2 separate regions of the Mus musculus genome follow, and region 1 is linked to region 2. Evidence: chromatin contacts called from ENCODE Hi-C or POLR2A ChIA-PET data. All regions are on one chromosome and are shown on one strand. The core of a region is the stretch at or near the end of the contact, and the rest is flanking DNA. Distances in the headings are between cores, read along the strand shown. Region 1 holds the start of Hspbp1 (HSPA (heat shock 70kDa) binding protein, cytoplasmic cochaperone 1). Region 2 holds the start of Tmem86b (transmembrane protein 86B).

The links. A loop is a pair of places that touch in the nucleus more often than their neighbours do. ChIA-PET counts read pairs that join two places held with the same protein, here RNA polymerase II (POLR2A).
Region 1: a map of regulatory T cell shows a loop between it and region 2 (2.1-fold over the local background). The contact joins the promoter of Hspbp1 here to the promoter of Tmem86b in region 2. A Hi-C loop is called at or near these places in 1 of 37 maps with a recorded cell type or tissue (regulatory T cell). POLR2A ChIA-PET finds 5 or more read pairs at or near these places in 2 of 5 experiments (Patski and embryonic stem cell).

The regions. Positions count from the first base shown.
Region 1 is chr7:4,683,536-4,686,258 of GRCm38, reverse strand. Hspbp1 (HSPA (heat shock 70kDa) binding protein, cytoplasmic cochaperone 1) reads left to right here and starts at 1,278. Exons shown (of 8, transcript NM_001360629.1): 1 at 1,278-1,365; 2 at 1,693-1,987. The coding sequence starts at 1,784.
Region 2 is chr7:4,629,230-4,631,929 of GRCm38, reverse strand. It overlaps Tmem86b (transmembrane protein 86B), which reads left to right and starts at 1,448. Exons shown (of 3, transcript NM_023440.3): 1 at 1,448-1,708; 2 at 2,128-2,374. The coding sequence starts at 1,658. It overlaps Ppp6r1 (protein phosphatase 6, regulatory subunit 1), which reads left to right. Exons shown (of 24, transcript NM_172894.2): 24 at 1-435.

The DNA.
Region 1 (2,723 bases), core at 29-2,528, 54 kb before region 2:
CTCAGGTGGCAGAGGAAAGTGGATCTCTGTGAGTTTGAGGACAGCATGGTCTACAGAGTAACTTCCAGGACAGCCAAGGCTATACCGTAAAACACTGTCTCAAAAAACAAAACAAAAACTAACCAACCACAAACTATTTGTACACAAGTAAATAGGTAAGTCTACAAAAAAATTAAAAGAACAACAATAATTTAAGAGGCTGAAGAGATAGCTTGTCATTAAGAGTACTTACTGTTCTTGCAAAGAGCCTGAGCTTGGTTCCTAGCACCCATATATATATATATATTGGTTGTCTCATAACTGCCTGTAACTACAGCTTTAGTTTGTCCTTTGTCTCTGGCCCCATAGAAACCTGCATTTACAGGCATCTGCCTCCTCCCCTACTACATAATTAAAAACAATCTTTAAAAATAAAATCTAGCCGGGCAGTGGTGGCCCACACCTTTAATCCCAGCACTCGGGAGACAGAGGCAGGCAGATTTCTGAGTTCGAGGCCAGCCTGGTCTACAAAGTGAGTTTCAGGACAGCCAGGACTACACAGAGAAACCCTGTCTCGAAAAACCCAATAAATAAATAAATAAATAAATAAATAAATAAATAAGTAACTCTAAAAATATTTTTAAAATGATTGGAAGATCGAAGGTGGAAGACAGCTGATGTTGACATGGGACTTCCCACACACCATGCATAGTCACATGAAGACACACAACTCACACAGAGTATTCCACACTGAAACCGGTAATAAATGGGGAAACTGAGGCCTAGAAAAAAGTGAGCCCGAGTCTCAGGTTACAAAGGTGGGATATTAGGGGAGATATCCCGAGACTCTAGGAGCAAATGCAGTTAAAATCAGTTGAGTGAGGAACAAAACCGTCTGAGCAGCAGCAGCAGCAGCAGCAGCAGCAGCAGCAGCAGAGAAGGGGCGTGGCCTACGCAGGGGCGTGGCCGAACAGGACAAGCTGAAGTTCCAGGTACTAAGAGGCGGGACTTGACTGGGACAGGCCGAAAGGCCTAGAAAAGAGGCGGGGAATATGGGCATAGGCGGGGCCTATGCCTGGGAGGGGAGGAGTTCGCCATGAAAGTCCCTTGTTTGCTAAGATAAACAGAGGAGCTAGGGGGCGGGGCTTATAACAAAAGCGCGAAATGTAGGGGCGTGACAAAGAGAAAGTGGTGGGGGCCTAGTCGACAGAGGCGGAGCTAAGTGCCGCATCCGCTAAGAGGTGCTGCTTAGAACTGGGCAAACAGCTTGGGGTGAGGCACTTCCGTGTGAGAACTGCGTATTTCCGGTAAAGATGGCGGCGCCCAGTAGAGTCAGGTGCAGCCTAGTCTATCTTTAGGCGTGGTGGCAGCTCTAGACCCGGCAAGGTGAGATCAGCCCCATTGGGGCGCCCCTCTTCAAAGACACGGGAGGAGAATTGTTGCTAAGGAGACTGAGCGAAGGCTTGTTGCCATGGAGGCGGGGCAGTGGGGTTGCTAAGAGACGAGGACGCAAGCTGGGGAGCTTGGGGGGGCTCGTTGCCAGGGAGTAGGTGGGGCCTGTTGCTAGGGAGCAAGGAGGGACATCTGGATTTGGGCAAGGGTCCTGTTAGTATGAAGGAAGGAAAGGGGGCTATGGTTAAGGTGGTTGCAGGCAGAATGGTTTGGGATCATGAGAAGACTCCTAACACCTTCAAAACTCCACCTTCTCAGCAGACCTTCAAGAGTCGACCCATCCGGACACCATTGCTGCCTCAGCGGTGACCATCAATTTCCTTTAAACACATTCTTCCTTCACAGAAAGTCCATGGCAGACAAAGGCTCAGGGGGCAGTCGCCTCCCTCTTGCGTTGCCTCCGGCCTCTCAGGGTTGCTCGTCAGGGGGCAGTGGTTCCTCGGCGGGGGGCTCAGGCAACCCCCGGCCTCCACGGAACCTCCAAGGCCTGCTGCAGATGGCTATTACTGCGGGTTCTCAGGAGCCAGACCCCCCTCCAGAACCCATGAGCGAGGAGGTAAAGTATGAGGACCTAAGAAGGTTGGGTGAGGGTCCTGAGGATCTAAGTGTCTTGGGGAGAGTGGCTTAGTGAGCTACAAGCTGTTGTCTTCCTGGGTGGTGAGCTAGAGTCTAAATGTGGCATCATGATAGGGTGAAGGTCAGCTGTAAAGTGTCCGATCGCAGCCTTGTATTGGGAAGTCTCATGATGAGTGAAAAGTCTAAAAGCAAGCTGGGTTCTCTAGACCCAGGCAGAACTAGATTCAGCTTTGTCTCCACAAGTGTGACCTTGGGTATATTATTTAATCTTTCGAATCCTCAAGTGTTCGTTCATTTTTGAATTGATGGTGATAATAGTAATGATAGTGTCTTATCAGGCAATTCTGATGTTCCAGTCTATACTGACTCGTACACAACGTAGTTGGGTTTTGCCAGTTGCCAGCCATGACCTTGGTTGGGCAATTCACATCCTTTCTTTGCCTCTGATTTTTTTTTTTTAATCAATGAATTTGGAATAGCTATAATAAAACCTTACAGAATTGTCTTAAAGGTTGATAGGAATTTTTCATGTAACTTTTTTTAATTGACATTTACGATACATAGAATATTGTAGTAATTCAGTTAAGTTACAGAATAATTTATACATGTTGTGTCATGTTGTGCCAAGGTGGAAATAGGCATAGAGCAATGAGATAGTTTGCCCAAATTTGTCCAGGAGCGTGATTTCAAAGCCTTACAGCTTCTTCCCCTTTTCT
Region 2 (2,700 bases), core at 199-2,698:
ATATATATATATATATATATATATATATATATACATATACATATATATGTTGAGGGAGGAGTAAGAAAGAAAGCCAGGACAATAACTGGGCCAGCAGCTCTGAAGCACACCTTCCCCGTCTGTCCCAGTAGGGGCTGGCGCTGGGGTTGGAGGCCGCTGGCCTGTGCTCTGGTGCAGATGCTCTTACCCAGCTTCACTCAGGACCACCTTGGGGTGTAACAGAGGGTGTCATCCGGCCCCTGGCCCTGGGGAACATCCCTAGAGGCCCAGAATGGGGGTTGCTGGGTACCCCATGCCCTGAGGGTTCCAGCACTGCTGCCAAGTGGCCTTGTCCCAGCTCCCCCTGCCCCCCCCAAGGCTGGTGTGAGTGTGCAAGTATGTGTGCAGAGCTTGTGTTTCATACTGCAGATATAAATAAAGGAAGATAGCAGAACATTCCTGCTGTGGGACTGTGAGTTCTGGGACTCAGAGTTGGGTGAACTTGCTCTTCATAGCCTAGAGAGCTACATTCTCTTAGGACCACACTTGTGAGAGTGTGTGTGGGTGTAGGGGATGGGGAATACTTAGACATCAGGCAGAACATCAGGAGTTAGCACTCTGGGGCGCTCTCATCCTGATATGTGTACCTCCGTGGCCCTGTTCCAAAATGCAGATCAGTTAGGGCTGTGCTGACTCAGCTCTATCCTCTAACAGGCCTGCTAAAAGGAGCAAGAGGTCCCTGGACTTTGGAGCTGAGCGTCCTGCCATTACGGGGATAGGAGGCACCAGGCATGTGGTGGTGGCAGAGGCAGAGGCAGGTGGATCTGTGTGAGTTCAAGCCCAGCCATGTCTACAAACTGAGTTCCAGGACAGCCAGGGCTGGGCAGAGAAACCCTGTCTCAAAAACAAAGGTGTGGGGGCTGGTGAGATGGCTCAGTGGGTAAGAGCACCCGACTGCTCTTCCAAAGGTCAGGAGTTCAAATCCCAGCAACCACATGGTGGCTCACAACCATTCGTAACGAGATCTGACTCCCTCTTCTGGAGTGTCTGAGGACAGCGACAGTGTACTTACATATAATAAATAAATAAATCTAAAAAACCAAAAACAAAAAACCAAAGGTGTGGGAGAGATTAGGAGACAGGAAGCTCCCTTGAGAATGGACATACAATGAAGCATCCCTAAGGGGGATGGTTGAGGAACCTAGTAGTTTCTTGGCATCCAGTAGGTCCCTATCTTGTTCATGGGAAGGCTGCAGAACATGAGTGTACAGTGGTGTGGTCGTCCTTCCTTCCAGGGAATGTTTGAATGACTTCAGGCACAATGCAGGATTTATTTAACCAGTGTTTGTGGCAGGACCCCTGTTTTCCAGGGTTGGTTGTAGGGCTACCCCTCTGTGGAACTTTGCATTGTTCCTTATAATTGGCTGGGTGTGAGACAATGGGAGTTCCACTTTGGGGGAGGGGGCTCACTTTTGGAGGTGGTGGCCAGGTTTCTAAGTGCTGGGGGGTGGCCCTTGGTGCCTGATGGGTACCTTATCAGCAAGTGCCAGACAAGAGCAGGCCTTGCGTGAGCCCTGTTATCAGCCCCAGAGTCCACAGGACACTTGGGTTAATGTGTAACCACAAGACTTCCCTCTGCCCTCTGAAGCCACTGGCTCCTAAAGAGAAGCAACTCAGCATGGATGCTAGAAAAGAGGGGCTGCCCCTGGAGACACTCTTTTCAGACCAAGTGAGAACCTGTAAGGTGGGGATGGGCAGGTCTGGGAACATGGGCAGTACTGGGGCCTGTGATTCTCTATGCTTGGTGAGTTGGTGGGGATGCCCTGTCCTTCCAGGAGGCTGGGTTCTAAGGTATCGTGGTTTTGTCCTTGCAGGAGATAGGAATGAAAAGGTTCTCAAGGTGGCTAAAGATCCTAGTCCCGAAAGTCCAACCTGGACATGCTTGGGTCCTGGCATGAGGGTGGTGTGGGGGATGGCCGTTAAAATAGGTTCTCACTGGGTATCCTAGACAGGTTTTGAAATCAACAGCCTCCCGTTTCCACCTGCTAAGTACTGGAATTAGACATTTCCTACAGTGCCTTGCAGTGACCCCTCCCCCAGGACTGGCTGCGAATGGGAGGGAGGCTGAGAAGCTTCGCTCTCTTGAAGTACCCACAGGTCCGCAGGTGGCTGGCCCCCTTCATCCTTGCCTGCTCCCTTTACTTCCTCCTCTGGATTCCTGTGGACCAGCCATCTTGGGTCAGTGCCCTGATCAAGTGCCAGCCCATTCTCTGCCTGGTTGTGTTCCTGTGGGCTGTGGCCCCTGGTGGGAGCAGCACCTGGCTCCTGCAGGGAGCTCTTGTATGTTCTGCTGTGGGAGATGCCTGCCTCATCTGGCCTGAAGCTTTCTTTTATGGTGAGCAGGGGCTTCTATGACAACACACCTAGGGTTCTTGTGGAGTTGAGTCAGTACTGGGACACAGCTTTTCATTATATGGAGCCCTCCCTCCCTAGGTCCTCTGGGTTATCCAGAGGTGCCAGAAGGCAGTGATGGGTGACAGCATAGCTCACAGTTCAGCCAGGGGCTTGGAGTCAGACTGGTTGGAAGATGTGGGATTACCTGGTTGGAAGGGGTGGTGTGGAGAAAATTAAGGTGTAGCATGACTGAGGTGGGTGGGGGAGGTAAGGAGTCATTTTTGAGATGTCTATATATGAGGGCTGGTCTGAATGGCCTCAAATGTT